Regions from separate parts of the Homo sapiens genome. Here region 2 is linked to region 1. Evidence: read pairs that join two places in POLR2A ChIA-PET (ENCODE). Cell type or tissue: K562. All regions are shown on one strand.

The links. Peaks named below come from ENCODE experiments on the same cell type or tissue, not always from the same donor. Only the 100,000 strongest peaks of a DNase experiment are listed, where the experiment ranks them.
Region 2: POLR2A ChIA-PET joins it to region 1 with 6 read pairs; 3 of 35 experiments call an interaction of 5 or more read pairs at or near these places.

Annotation. Positions count from the first base shown.
Region 1 is chr6:124,951,476-124,959,475 of GRCh38, forward strand. All of the region lies in intron 1 of RNF217-AS1 (RNF217 antisense RNA 1), which reads right to left. Among named protein-coding and RNA genes, the nearest start is that of RNF217, 7.0 kb to the right of the region's middle. RefSeq lists enhancers at 3,838-4,427, 4,428-5,016. In K562, no CTCF peak of the experiment used is centred here; a DNase peak (open chromatin) is centred at 3,926.
Region 2 is chr6:125,188,715-125,196,714 of GRCh38, forward strand. The region is part of intron 1 of TPD52L1 (TPD52 like 1); the gene reads left to right. LOC100126584 (a long non-coding RNA gene) reads right to left here. Exons shown (of 4, transcript NR_149043.1): 2 at 1,895-1,950. Among named protein-coding and RNA genes, the nearest start is that of TPD52L1, 39 kb to the left of the region's middle. In K562, a CTCF peak has its summit at 3,783; a DNase peak (open chromatin) is centred at 3,757.

The DNA.
Region 1 (8,000 bases):
TGGAACAAACATCATTGTCATAAAGCTCTTAATAGAAGCTCCAAAGTCTTACAAAGCTAAGAAAAAATAATATGTAAACGAGTTAGGAATATGTAAGTAAAAAGCTTTTTAAAATACTTGCATGTTGGGAAATTTTTAGAAAGTATTTGGGAAAATATTTTGAGTTTTACTGATAACACAATGTTTGTAAAACAGCTTGTGGTATTTAACATTCTGCAAAGGATGGCAGCTGGGTTCTCCCATTCCAACTTGGTAGCAGTATCTTAAAACATAAATAGATAAAATTATTTGCCATATTTTAAAATAAATACTACTGTATCACTTAAGCTGTCAGTTTCAAAACTTTCAGAATCATTTAATACTCTTGTTGATTTTGTCATGCAAAATGTCAAAACCAATTTCATATAGCTCATAAATAAAAATGGCAGGTTTCTTATCTATATTACCCGATAAAATGAACTTTCTTGTGTGGCAAGATTGGCTATTTTTTATATTAAACTTGTTCTTACATTAGTGGATGCTATATCTTCTCAATGACATCTTTCTACTGGGGAAAAAAATCACAAATGAAAACCTATAAAAGTTAACGATGTAGTGGTTAGTCAGTGGCAGTCAGGAGCTTCCAAGACTACTCTCAGGTTCAATACTGCTATAGAAGGACTCACAGAATTCAGCAAAGCTGTTTACCCACAATTATAGTTTATTACAGTGAAAGGACACAGATTAAAATCAACACCAAGAAAAGGCACATAAAGCATGGTCCAGGAGAGACCAGACAGAGTTACCAGTGGTCTTTTCCTGGTGGAGTTGTGCAAACAATGCTTATTTCTCCTAGCAATAATGTGTGACTTTGTGCATTGAGTATTACCAACCAGGAAACTCACCTGAGCCTTGGTGTCTGGGGTTTTTATTGGGGGATAACCACCCACATAGCTGACCTTAGTTTCTAGCACCTCCAGAGGTCAAGCCTATACTGCCTGACTCAAGGCCCCCAACATAAATCACATTGTTAGCACAGACTATGTGGCATGGCTCAAGGACCCCAAGTCAAATAAAGACACTCCTCTGGCTGGCCATTCCAAAAGCTTTGAGGTTACCTCTCAGGAGCTGAAGGCAAGAGGCAAACCTTTCTTTAGGCAAGGTTGATCCTTTACTATACAAGTGTGCCTTGTAAATTTAAAATATAAATTTCTAGAGAATAGGGTCCCCATCCTGTTGTTTCTACCCTGTACCTGAAGTGTCCAACCCAAGGTTCCAAACTGTCTTGATTTATGGTGCTCTTCTATTATTTTTCATGGTGCCTTTTAGGCCAAAAGAAATTCCTAATAGTAATTGGGTCCAAACAACTTAACAGTAGCATTTGCATGTGTTGATAGGTAATGCTGTGATTCCCTCAAGAATTTTTAATGTTCCATGTGATCCTATGGGTTTGCTGCAGTGCTTCAGAACACCTCAACCCATAGTTTGGAAAGTTCAGTTCCACATGATGCTTTAAGTTACTACAGAGTAGAATTATTATATTGTTTCTTTCCTTTAAAAATGCTTTTTTGGGATCGAAATATGTGCAGAATGCCAGGAACTGGCCTTCCATATACAGGTAAAATCTGCTCTGGAAAGTTTGAAGTGTTTCATAGATGTTATAAAGTTAATAATAAAGGGAAATCTGGAGAAAGGATTATTTTCTCTATTAAACAAGTTAGTAAACCAAATTTTCCAGAGCTTGACGCAGGATCTAACAGACATCCAGGAAATGTTTGTTAAATTCAATTGTAACACAAAAAAGGAAGACTTGCTTACCTTACTCTGTCTTGGATGTGCATGCAAATAGTAGCTTTTAACACCAAGCTTATTTCTCTGTTCATTGAGATGAAGATTTCACTCAAAAAACAACAACAACTTTCTCTTTCTTGTTCATTATAAAAGCAGAAATAGGAATTAGCATCAAAAATTAAGAAATATTAACTATGACCAAGTTTAATTTATTAGAACACTCTTGCCATTGGAAGAAGTAACGAGAAAATTCAAAAAAGATGAGGAAGGGAAACTGTCAGAACCCTCACCTGAGAAAGAAAACTATAGCATGTAATGCAAATTTGTAGGTACAGAAGGGGATTAACAGTTAATATTTAATTTTGCCCTTTTCATTTAAAAGAATATGCCCATTAATTTCAAAGTGTGATGTTATATATAGTTTTTTTTAATTCTAAAAAATCTCTTTAGAATGATTAAGGAATTAGATTCTGTCACATTCACACTATCTGATGAGATTATAAATTGGTGATAAGTTTCTGTGATAATGTGTGCCAAAAGCCTTGAAAATACATCCACCCTTTCTGCATCAATTTAATTCTTAGGACTTCATCCTGTGACATATTAGGAATGCATATAAAAATCATGTTATATGTTAATAAAATATATTCATTATATATGATATATTAACATATATTTTATATATTTTATTGAAATCATGAATGATATATTTTTAATATAATGGAATTAGTTAAATAAATTATGACATCACTATATAGTAAAATACTGTATGGCTGCGAATCATGATAATGTAAAGATGCATTAGTTGCATGAAAAATGTTGAGGATACATTACTAATTAACAAAAGCAGGAAAGGAGTATTATTATTTTATTTTGGCAATAGTGCCACTTATTAATATATATTTTATACACACAAATGCAAACACTAGAAAGAAATATACCAATGTGTTAAAGTAGTTATTTTGGGTAATAAGTTCAAGTGAAGACCTTTTTTCCTTCCTGCCTGCCCGCCTGCCTTCCTCCCTTCTCCTCTCTCTCCTTCCTTCCCTTATTTCCTTCCTCCTTTTCTCCTCTTCTTCCCTCTTCTTGGTTTCCTTTGTGTTCTAAGCATTTGGGTTTTCATTACTTTTAAAATTTAAACAAATTATACTGTTTTGTTTTATTTTTAACTTTATCTCATACAAGTTGGCTATTTGGATTTTTCCTTAGGGGATTTAGGTGGAAAAAGAAAGTGAAATGATTGTATTCCTCTCTTTTCCACCTGATGAACTCTTCCTTTCATGATTCCAAATTCTCTTCCTCCACATATAAGAGGGAAGAAATAGGAAAGGCAGGATGAACATCACACTACAACTTTCAGAAGCAGACGTAGAAAAAATTCCACCACAGACATTGCTTTTCAGGAATTGATTTTTTAAATTAAATTATTTCTATATTTTTATACCTATTTTGATAATTGAGAGATTGGTAGAAAAACAAGTCAGGTATTTGCTGTAATTGTTTCATGGCATTTAAATATTATGTATTTTTTCTCCACAATAGTTTAGAAGAAATTAGTTTTGGCTTTGATATGTAAAACTAAAATGAGTCATAGTTTTTCTGATATAACATAACATTTTTAATGAGTTAATAAATCTCAACTCTTTAACGTCTGGATAAAAAATTTCAGACAGTTCAAAATGGCTAACTAGAGGCACCCAGCACTCATCTCCTCCACAGAGAAGGAGGAAAACAGTAAGTAGATAAACATAGATCGAATACAGCATCGAAGAGAGAACACTGGAATTCAGCAAGGAAGTGACATGGAATATCTGAGGCATGGAAGGAGAGAGAAACAAGGCAGCTGGCCCAGCTGGGACCTGAGAGGAGCCAAAAGAGGCTCCCCAGTGTGGGGAAAGGGTAAGGGAGAGATCCCTAGAAGTAGACTCCTGCAGTCCTGAGAACTGAGAATAGTATAGGGAGCTGCCTGGGGTCCTTGCAACACAACTGTTCCAGATGGGAGCTCTTGCTGGGTCTAACACATTCCCCAGACCCAAGCAGCGTGGTGCTATTTTGAGAGCCCCCACTAGCCTACATCCTGCCCTGGGGCCCAAAAGCCCTGCATCTTCACATTCCTGGAACCCTGCCAATATTGATAATCCCCCATGACAACCCAGAGCGCTGCAACACGGAGACGCTGGCTGAACCTAATGGTGCTGCTGCGTTCCAAGCCCTCTAGCCCATGCAGAGTCTTACACCCCGGGGAACAGGCAGTGCAGCACACTGGGGAGGATGCACCCAGGAAGAAGTAAGGCAAAATGTGCACTCCCCAGAGCCTGAAGAACACCACTGCCACTGACAGCCAGCCCAGTCACCCCAGCAGAAGGGCCACCATGCACATGTATGTGCCTTCAATGGACCTGGTGACTGGTCCAGGCAGATGTCATCCAAGGGCCTGAGGACAGGCCAGTCTTACTCACTGCTGCTATCACCCAAGCACAACAGCTGAAGGCTTGGGGACCAACCCACCCTGCCTGCTGCTTCTGCTATATGAATGCGTTATCAGGGGGCCTAACAGCAGAGCCAGTCTACCTACCACTGGTGCCTATGCAGGCTGTCTGGGACACTGGGGATTGCCCCGCCTCACACACTACAGCCTGTGCACGCGTACACTATTGGGGACCCAAGGACAGGCCTGCCATGCTTGGCATCATGCTTTCCAGTGCTCAGGTGTGCCATCTGCAGTCCTGGAGATTGACCTGCCCTGCCTGAACCATTGGCATATGCACACAACATCAGTAGGTTTGTCATTGCCAGCTGGGCCTAACGACAGACCCAGCCTACCTGCCAATCGTGCCAAAGCATGCTCTCTGGGGGCCTTGGAATTGACGCACCTCATTTGCTGCCACCAGTGTCTATGCATGCTTTCCAGAGGCCTGAGGACAGGCCTGCCCAGCCTGCCAACACCTGTGCAAATAAACTGGGAGCCTGAGAATTGAACAGTCCCACCCACCACAGCCTGCACCCACGTGTAACACCTGGGGCCTGAGGACAGAACAGTCCTGCCTGGTGCGAGGCCTGTCAGTACTTGCACGTGTCATCTGGGGGCCTAGGGATTGATTACACAGTCTGCCATTACTGATGTCTGTGCAATTCTCCTGGGGGCTTGAGGATGGGTCCTCCCAGCCTGCCACTACCACAAAGGCTGCCACCCACCAATGTGCAACCACCAGTAGTGCATGAGGGCCTGAGTATTGGCCTGTCACTGTTACTGTCATTGTCCATACCACACATGCCACCAAGGGGCCTATGGACATGCCCACTTGCTTGACCCACCTCTGCCACTGTTGGAACCTAAGCAAGCTGCCTGGCTGCCTGCCTGGACTTGCAAATACCAGTAACGGTGTATACACCTGGGGGCCCAAGGATGGGCCCAATTGTCCTGCCACCACCATCACCATCAGAGCTCAATAACCTACCCAACTGGTGTCTCCCATCCCAAAATAGCCTCACCATATCCTCCACTAACAATTGCAACCTAAGTCACTGAGGAAAACTCAAAAATACCACTGATGCTGATTACAGCTGAAGAAATCATACAGAAACTACACACACCCAGAATCAAAGCTAAAGTGCCCTACCCAACCAACACCATAGACACATCTATAGGAAAAAGTCTTTCCTTACAAAAGCCAATCCAAAAAATTAAGAAGTGACTGTTACATGACATGTGCACGTATCAATGCAAGGATGCAAGAAACATGAAAAGGCAAGGAAACATGACACCTCCAAAGGAACATAATAATTCTTCAGCAACAGATTCCAACAAAAAAGAAATCAATTGACTGAAAACGAATTCAAAATAATGAAATTAAAGAAGCTCGGTGAGATACAAAAGGACATAGATTTAAAAACACAAACAAATCAGAAAAAACAGTTCATGATCTGAATGAAAAACTCAACAAAGAGATATCATAGAAAAGGACCAACAGAAATCCAAAACTGAATAAGTCAATGAATGAAATAAGAAATACAATGTAGAGCTTCAAAATCCACTAAGTCAAGCAGAAAAAAGAATTTCTGAACTTGAAGATGCCTTTTGTGATAATCCCATCAGACAAAAAACAAAAAAGAATAAAAAAGAACAAAGCCTACATAACATATGAGACAAAGAAGTGACCAAATATTCAAATTTTGGGTGTTCCTGAAGGAGAAGAGATGAGTAAAGGCATCAAAGAAACTCCTAGTTATGATAGATAAATTCAGCAAAGTTATAGGATACAAAACCAACATACACAGATCAGTAGCACTTCTGAACAACAATAATGAAGTAGCTGAGAAAGAAATCAAGAAGATAATCCTGTTTGCAATATTTAAAAATAAATAAATAAATAAAATACCTATGAATACATTTAACCAAGATGATAAAAGATCTCTAGAAAAAAATCTGTGAAACACTGATGAAAGAAACTAAAGAGGACACAAACAAATGGACAGACATCCCATGCTCATGGATAAGGAGAACAAACATCGTTAAAATGACCATATTACCTAAAGCAATCTACAAATTCAATGCAATCTCTATCAAAATACTAACGTTATTTTTCATGGAAATAGAGAAAAAAACATAAAATTCAAATGGAACAGAAAAAGAGCCCAAGTATCCAAAGCAATGCCGAGCAAAAAGAACAAAGCTGAAAGCGTCACACTACCTGACTTCAAATTATATTACAATGCCATAGCAACCAAACCAGCATGGTAGTGTTATAAACACAGACTCTAGACCAATGAAGCAGAATAGAGATCCAGAAATAAGTCTGCATATTTACAGCCAACTGATTTTTCAACAAAGGCACTAAGAATAAACACTGTGGAAAGGACACCCTCTTCAATAAATGGTGCTGAGAAAACTGGAAATCCATATACAGAATAATAAAACTAGATCCCTATCACTCACCATATACAGAATAATAATACTAGATCCCTATGACTCACCATATACAAAAATCAACTCAAAAAGGATTAAATACAAATGTAAATCCTGAAATTATAAAACTACTACAAGAAGCCATAAGGGAAATGCTGTAGGAGATTGGTCTAGGCAATAATTTTATGACTAAGACTGCAAAAACAAAGACAACAAAGGGAAAAATAGACAAATGGGATTAGAGCAAACTAAAACACTTATGCACAGCAAAGGAAACAATCAAGAGAGCAAAGACACAAACTGCAGAATGGGAGGAAATATTTGCAAACTATTCATCCCACAAGGGACTAATACCCAGAATATACAAGGAACTCAAAAAACTCAACAGTATAATATATATAATAATTGCACTAAAAATTGGGCAAAGGACATTAACAGACATTTCTTGTCTGTATAAAAGAAAGTCTGTATAAAAACAGACAGACTCATAGACCAATGAAACAAAATAGAGAATCCAGAAATATTATTAAGTCCACATATTTATGGCCAACTAATTTCCAACAAAGGTGCCAAGAATAAACATTGGGGAAAAGACATTCTCTTCAATAAATGATGCCGAGAAAACTGGAAATCCCTATGCATAAGAATGAAACTAGACACCTATCACTCACACAGTTGATCACAAAAATCAACTCAAAAGACTTTCTTTTATATAGACTTTCTTTCTCAAAAGAAGTCATACAAATGGCTAACAAGTTTATTTAAAAAATGCCCAGCATCATCAATCACCAGAGAAATGCAGATCAAAACCACAATGAGACATCATCTTACCACAGTTAGAATGACTATTATCAAAAAGACAAAAAATAACAAAAGGTGGCCAGGATGCATAGAAGAGGGAAATTTTATACACTCTTGATGGGAACATAAATATGTATAGTCATTATAGAAAATAGTCTGGAAGTTTCTCAAAAAACTAAAAATATAACTACCATATGATCCAGCAATCTCATTACTGGGTATTTATCCAGTAGCAGGAAAGGAAATCAGTAAATCAAAGTGACATCTGCACCCCTATATTTATTATAGCACTATTTACAAGAGGTTGATATGGAATCAACCTAAGTGTCTATCAACAGATGAATGGATAAAGAAAATATGGTATGTATATTCAATAAAATACTATTTAGCCATAAAAAATGAAATTTTGTCATTTACAGCAACATGGATGGCACTAGAGATCATTATGTTAAGTGAAATAAGGCAGGCACAGAAAGACAAATATCACATGTTCTTGATATATGGGAGTTTAAAAAGTTGATCT
Region 2 (8,000 bases), 240 kb after region 1:
ACTAAATGGGGTAGTGACCTGCAGTTTGAAAACATACTGCATCAAAGGACTCCTATCAAAGTGGCATGCATGGCATTCCATGGTCAGAAGATTTTCACTGGACTGGAGAGACAGTTGCTCAGTGAGGTCAAATACAGACCTAGGCATGTTTTACTTTATTTCACATATGCCAATAAGGTCAGCTTATGTGAAAGACCTTCTGACAGCAGGTTCCTTAAGGTAGTTTTAAGTTTACCTTGGGCCAAAGCCTTGCAATACTTTTAGAGAATTAGCTTAAGCTAGAGGCAAATAAATTTTAACTGCTGTGGTAGATGCCTTAGCTAACGATTTTTCTCCTACAGTTGGGACTGTCATGAGAAGACTGGTCATCTTGGTATAAATAGAAGGCATCTCAGTTGATTTCAACTCTGCCCTAAGCTTTCTTGGATTCCTCTCCCATTTAGGCTTTAAAAGAATAAGCTAAAGTTGGAAAAAGAATTTCCATATGAAACTAAGCAACACTTAAGTATATTCTTTTATAATAATAACCCCAGTTGGGCATATTGACTACTTAATTCTTCATAATCAGTAGAGATCAGTTGTACACTATTCTAAATACAGGATTTGTGTGGGTCATAAGAACAGAGGTGACTTATGTACAGGCATTTAAAGTGGAAGTGTTTGAAAATCTGGCTCATACTTTGACTACAAAGTAAAATGATGTGTGTTATATCTAACTGGATTTGGGAGCAAAGAATTTCAAAAAGCCAGTGGAAACTGGACTCTGCCTGTGGCCTCTTTTACAATATACCTAATTTAAGATGTGTATAAGACACATTTTTAGATATTCACTAGGAAAACAAAGGCTTTTCTATCCTGTCATTTACTTAATTTTTTTAACCTAACTTATTTTTCTGAATGATTAACATTGATGCCTTTGATTGTGTGGGTGTTGTCAAAAGAGAGTTCATCACATGGGGAAAGGTTGGCAACCTCTCTCTGCTTGGTACTTTTCCATGAGCCTCCTTTCACTATTCTCATTGTTATTTCCTTTTCACTCTGAAGTAGTTCCAAATCTGATACTGAAGGAACTCGATTTTATTTTACATGAATATTTGAAGTAAATTGAGCCACTTGTGTTTTAAGGTTTGTTTAGTATGCACTACACAGAGAAGAATATAAAGTAAAAGCAATAGCAATAATAACTTAGGTTTGACAAAACACATAACAAAAAAGGGTACTTTGAGACACAGAAAGTCAAATTATAGGTAACCCTAAAACTCACCTTTCCACTTTCCTTTCTTTACTAGAATTCTCTACCAACATTGGGGTGTCGGTGGTGGTTAGGACAGAAGGAAGTATAGATATAGCTATCTGCTTCTAAGACATTTGCCATGTCTTTCTATGGCTGAAGACAACTTCAAAGTAACTAAAAGTGCCACTGGAAATAGTTTCTGTGAACTATATTGATCATAATTTGAAGAATTTCTACCAGCTGTGACTTTGTGAATGGCAGGAATTCTTAGTTTGTAGGACTGTCAAAATATGACCCCAATTTTGTGACCAGACCCAAATGAAGCCGACCGTTGTCCCTGGTGGTCCATTTTCTGTTAGGTTCTAGGTCATTTTTTTCTGAAAACAGTACTGAAGTTGGTAGCTTGTGGGAGTCACTGCAACAACCAAACTGATAACGGGAACCCATGAGACTCAGAGCCATGAAGACTGTCCCAGCACGCTTTACAGCAGCAGTCCCTAACCTTTTGGGTACCAGGGACTGGTTTCCTGGAAGACAGTTTTTCCACAGACGAAGGTTGGGGGATGGTTTTGGGATGACTCAAAAACATTACATTTACTGAGCACTTTATTTCTATTATTATTATATTGTAATATATAATGAAATAATTATGCCACTTACCCTAATGTAGTCAGTGGGAGTCCTGAGCTTGTTTTTCTGCATCTAGATGGTCTCATCTGAGGGTGATGGAAGACAGTGACACCATCAGGCATTAGATTTTCATAGGGAGTGAACAACCTAGATCCCTCAATGTGCAGTTTACAATAGGGTTCGCACTCCTTTGAGAATCAAATGCTGCCACTGATCCCACAGGTGGCAGAGCTCAGGCTGTAATGCAAGCAATGGGGAGCCACTGTAAATACAGATGAAGCCTTGCTGGCTTGCCTGCCACTCACCTCCTGCTGTGCGGCCTTGTTCCTAACCGCCTGTATGTAGCCCAGGGGTTGGGGACCCCTGCTTTAGAGTATGTTGTACTGAATATATCATTCTCTGTTGCTACATCAAGGTAACAATGGCACCATCTACTCTTGTTGTCTTGACTCTACATATTAACTATAGTGATTTGTATATCGTGTAACATTATGTGGAATCTTAATATGATTTTAAATTCACTTGTCCTCACAACTACAGTTAACATTTCTCTCTTACATGGAATCATTCCTTGCTGATCTTGGGTTTTCTTTTCTTGCTGTGGAGTTGCGTTGTTGTTTATTTTGTTCCAGCCACGCTTTCTTTATTCTCAGTAATACTCTTAGCCCAATTTCCTGCTGAATGATTTTGCAGAAGAACAAATTGTCCTTTGGCATTTGCACCTGTATGTCGCTCATTGTCCACTTGCTTGATGTGTTTCTGTGAAAGGGGGCAGCTTTTCCTTTTCTAAATGAAGAAGGGAGAGTCCAAACGTTTTTTTCCAGCTCCCATCAAAATATGGACTTAATTCCTTTTCTTTGATTTTGAAAGGAAATGGTGAAGGGATAATGATGTGTTTAAAATTGGGTGAATTGTGTTCTTTCTTCTAACTGAAACAGTGCAGAGGAACCTACCCATTGTGAAATGTTACTTGTGCAGCATTGTAGATGTGCAAGAACGGCAGTGTTTTCTACTTGGCTGGCTATCCTGGCATATAGTTCATCAAAATAGAGAAACAGGGTGCAGACATTCTGAGTGTAAGACCAAATGAACTCTAAGCATGTTTACCTCCCTATCATCTGAGGAGAGAGAGAGCTGGGAGTGAAGGAAGAAGTGAACAACTGTGGAATGTCTCCCTATCCTCAGTGGCCTTCAGATACCTCTGTTTTTTCTCCCCCTCCCTTCTGTTCATTGGGCACTGACATACCTTGTCATTACAAGCTATTATTATTTTTTAACAAGGTAAGTTCAAGAAGAAATGAAAAAGAGCCAGTATTCATACTGTGTAATAGCATATGGACTTTGCTATTCTAAAGCAGAATCTAAGTAGAATCAAAAGATTTGAACAAAATTATGAATGAAGGACCCTGACATATCTACTAAATAGTCACCAGCTTTCACGATAGCTTCTGTAGCATGCCAGGGGGGAAGAAAGCCACGTTCTTTCCTCACTGTTCCCTTAGGGCCTTTGTTGTAGGAGAATAGTGGGAGGGGCTGAGGTTGGCTTTGACTACAAGTGGAAATTTTTGTTTTCCTGATGAGCCTGGCACTCAGGACACTAGACATTTAACTGTAGGTTTATGATTGTCACCCACTCTGCTTTTAATGCCAAGAGTTTCAGAACCCGGCTGACCTGAGCAGAATAAAGTTCTTTGGGTTCAATCTGCAGCAATCAGAATTTTGAGAACAACAACAAAAAAAATCTTTTTTTTTTTTTTATCTGGTGTTGCCTCAGCAGGATCCCCGAATGTACTTGCTGGTAGCTTAGAGCATAGTCTATGCAGGGGAGGAGAAACAGAGTTGCAGCTGTGATGTGACTCATTCATACTATGTTCTTTTAATGGAGAAAAACCTGCAGTGACATCATCTGGCCACCAGGGGTTGTGCTGTTGCCAGAGAGCCCTTGATTTTATCTGCCCGCAAGTCCTGAGGCAGGAAGTAGCACCTTAACAGAGAGCCCCATCTTCATTCCTAAGAAAACCAGCATCAGTTTTTTGTTCCCTTTGTTGACTTTCCAACTAGGGCTGAGCCCGCTTTTCTGAATTAATAAGAACCAAGAAAGAAAAGGGAACATTAGTCGTGGTTCCAAATACCAACCAAGCACTTTGCTGCATACGGTCGGCTTTGGTGGCGGGCCTGAGTCTGCACCCAGATGGACCCATATGGACTCACCTGTCTCACATCTGCACCTGACTTGCACATATACCTTGTTGATAAAGCCCAGTGACAGCTGGATCTATCACAAATGTCCCACCTGATTTCTTGGAAGCTTTGATTAGCATCCATGTCCTCCATGGCAAACATTTAATTATAAGGGCTGGTTGTTGATAATAATCATTGCTAACATCTATTTATTATCCTTATGTGTTAAGCATTGTGCCCAACAGCTTATACAATTTAGTCTCATTTAATCCTCCAAGTAGCTATTTGAGATAGTTACTATTATCTTTCTTTTGCAGATGAGGAAAGTGAAGCATAGAGAAGCTAACTGTGATGACTGGGATCACTCTGCTGATAATTGTGTTGCTAGGACTAGATTCAGGCCCCTCTAACTCTGAAAGCCAACCACTTAAATGATACTTGATTTTCAAGTTGGGGGGATGGAGGCTGTGGCTAAGACCTGTCCCTGGTGGGGTATAGCAGAAGGACTTCGGGGCTTTTTTGTTCAAACTGCTTATGTTTATGTTCTCCTTTCCTTTCCCTCATCCTTTCCTTCTCCCTCTTCTGATATGCTTTCTGGGTAGGGTGGGGTGAGGTGTGTCCGTTGCTGTCACACTGAGTCACTGTTCCTCATGGGTGTGCCATAGCCTTCAGGAGTATTGGGATGGGAAAATAGCTGAGAACCAGTAGACTCAAGAATGGTTGCAAAAGTCCCAAGCAGCTTTTCTGTGAATTATTGCCTTTGGTGCTCTCTCTGTGATGGCAGAACTTCACAGGCCACCACACTGCTGTGGGTGCTGAGGAAGGGCAGAAAATAGCCATATATATGGAAAACATATGCCTGTTACAAATATGAAAATATATACATGAAAAGATACCTATGCAACACACATACAGATGAAAAATATATGCATATATTTTAAAAATATATGAAAAACAAATATATTAATTCATGTGTGTATATATGTCCTCCTCTCCCAATTCCAGCATCAGTGTTGGTAAGAGTGCAAGCTGTTATACATTCATTATGCAACTGGTTTTCACTGAGCAACTGCTAGGAGCCTTGCAGAGTGAGCTGGGGCTTTGGTGGTCATGAAGCCCTGGCCCGGGGCTTCAAGGAGCTCACAACCCAGTGGGTTTTTGCTTTTCTTGAGGCTAACACTGATGGTTCAATTTATAGATCAAGTCTCTTCAATCATAATGATTCAGATAAATAGAGAATTTTGTGGAAAAGTCTTCTGAATAGTTTTTTTTTTTTTTTTTTTTCTAAAAAAACAAAAGGCTGATAAAAGGACAAGGCCCCATGCTTTTTAGTTTCTAATAGTAGTGGACTGGAACTACTTGTGGATTTTGAGTTTTTGTTTTTGTTTTACTTAATTATAGGATTAGTTTTAGGTGTGACTTTTTCCATTTCCTTTGGAAGCGTCTAGTTTGCAATAAATTAGAAATGCCAGCTGACAGCAGGCTAAGATCCAGAAGAACCATTAACTCACCATTAACTCTACAGTCTCAGCATTACTGAGCTTTCTGTTTAAAGGTTAAGGCCGTTTATAACTCAACAACCCCTCAGGTCATTCATGAAATACATCGCAGCACCAAGAAAGTAGTGTTTTCTTCCTTAAACACATCTCTTATCCCATCATTCTTCTGCTCAAAAATCTGTGCTTCTCTACTGCTTCCAGACTCCTTACCATGGAATTCAACGTCCTCTATGATCTGGACCAAATGTCCTTTTTGGCGTATTTCATACTATCCTTAGGTTCCCCTGGAACCCTGACCCCAGGCAATCAAGCAGCTCTTGGTTCTTTCAATGTACCTGATACTTTGCCAATGATCTTCCATATAAGATGCCCTCTCTACCTCTGTCTAAATCTTATTTTAATATATGTGCTGCCGAAACGAGAATGAAATCTTCCTACTTTGTAAGACCAAACTCAGACAATATTACCTCTATGAAGATCTTTGGTGTCAGCTATTGGAATTAAATATTCCTTATTTGTGTTAATAGCACGTAGTTTAAACCTTGGTTAAAGCATTTAATGTTTTCTTTTCTTATTTATAGTTAGTTGGTGTCAACCTAAAATAATCAAAAGGGTCAGAATCTGACTTAGAGAGAGTTTATTCAAGGGCAAAGTTTGAGGATAGCCCACCTATAAACACCAGCTCCAAAGGAATGGAGTCAGTGTTCTGAAGTAGGGAAGTTAAAGTTTCATTTATATATAGTCAGAGACCAGGGAGTTTTTAGCAGGATTACAACATTTTTCTGACAAAGTTGGCACACAATTGCAGCAATTTGATTGGTTGTATAGGCTGTGTTTCTTTTTGGGAAGGATACATATAACATTTGTTACAGAGGGTATAGTGGTTATGGGTTTTCTGTCAACTGGCCTAAGCAAAGCAGGACAAGAAAGGGGAAGTTAATCTGTAACAAGGGTCATTAAGATGGCAGCAGGTTTTTGTCCCTGTTGTTGTTTGAGTCTCTCTAGTCACTGTACAGAACAAGAACAATAAGAAACAAGTTGTTCTATAATCTGAGAAACAGAAGTCACAACCCTGTGTGGCTCAGATCACAATCACATCTCTCTCAAGGCTTAAAGTGTCTTCAGGGTTCCAACAGGTTTTAAATCATATTTATTTTCACACTGGGTACATTGTGGACCGCTAAGTCCTTTGAGAGTAAGAAGCATGTCTTCTGCATTTTGTGTCACCCATCCATGAGAGAAAGGTTTTATATAAAATGAGTAAATTTTTGAGTGGTATAAGATTAAGTAAATTTTAGATCTATGGAAAAGGCACTTACGTGAAATTCTCTGATGATACTGAACAAATTGCATTGTTGTCTTGGTCCAGTCAACAGGCATCTTTTTGATCCTTTGAGGTACCAAGCAGGTTTTACCCTTAGGGCATCTGACCTAGCTGTTACCTCTCCCTGGAAATCTCTTTTATTCTGGAATGTCACATAGCAACTCCTTCTTAAGGCCAAGTGCACTGACCCATCTTAGAGAGGCTTTCTGCAACTTCTCAGACCATTGTTGGTTTTGCATGGTGACAAAGCCTGTCTCCAGTCACTCCATCACAGTGCCCTGTTCGCGCTATCACAGCCAGGCCAGTTGTTGCCCACTTGCTCATCATATGCATCTCTTAAGCTTCAGGAGAGCAGAGGCCCTGTCTGCTCTGATAATCATTGTATCTCCAGGACCTAGAATAGTGCTGAGCTCACAGTAATGCCCCTTACATCATACTATATTATTTAAAATCAGTGGGTTTTGACATTGGCTGCCCATCAGTGTCACCAGTGGGGATTAACAAAACACAGATGTGCAAGGTTAACCTCAAAGATTCTAATTCAGTAGGACTTGAGTGATGCCCTTAAATTTGGCTCTAAATGTATTAATCATCAAAGACTCAGGAAAACAAGGAAAGATAAGCTTTCTGTAGCTTCCAAAGTTGTAGCTGTTTTTAAAATTGTTTATATTTTCTTTTAAACTCTCATCCCATATCCTTAAGCCTTGTGACTGCCACAGAGAGAAAATAAGATCAAGCATGAGCTTACATTAGCCACAGAAACACCTGGGGCAGTTCCAAAGTTTTAATTACTGCTTCATTAATGTAAAAGCTTAACTATAGTTGTAATGTATAAACAACTTTTGGCATGTGCCCTGCAAATGCAAAAAAGTCTAAATAATTATTGTCGTGGCTCCTGTCTCAACGCAAGACCAATGATCGCCAAATTATTTTTAAGACATGGACTACATTAAAAAGTTATTGAATTATGTTTTCTGTTAGCTTATATAAAGCACATGACATTTAATAACTTGCAAAGAAATGCTTATTTTATCTGTAATATATACTTTGGTGTTTATCAGATTCTGTTCAAACTGTGTAGCAAATTTCCTTGAAAATAGAACTTTCTTTTTTCCTCACATCCCTGTATTTG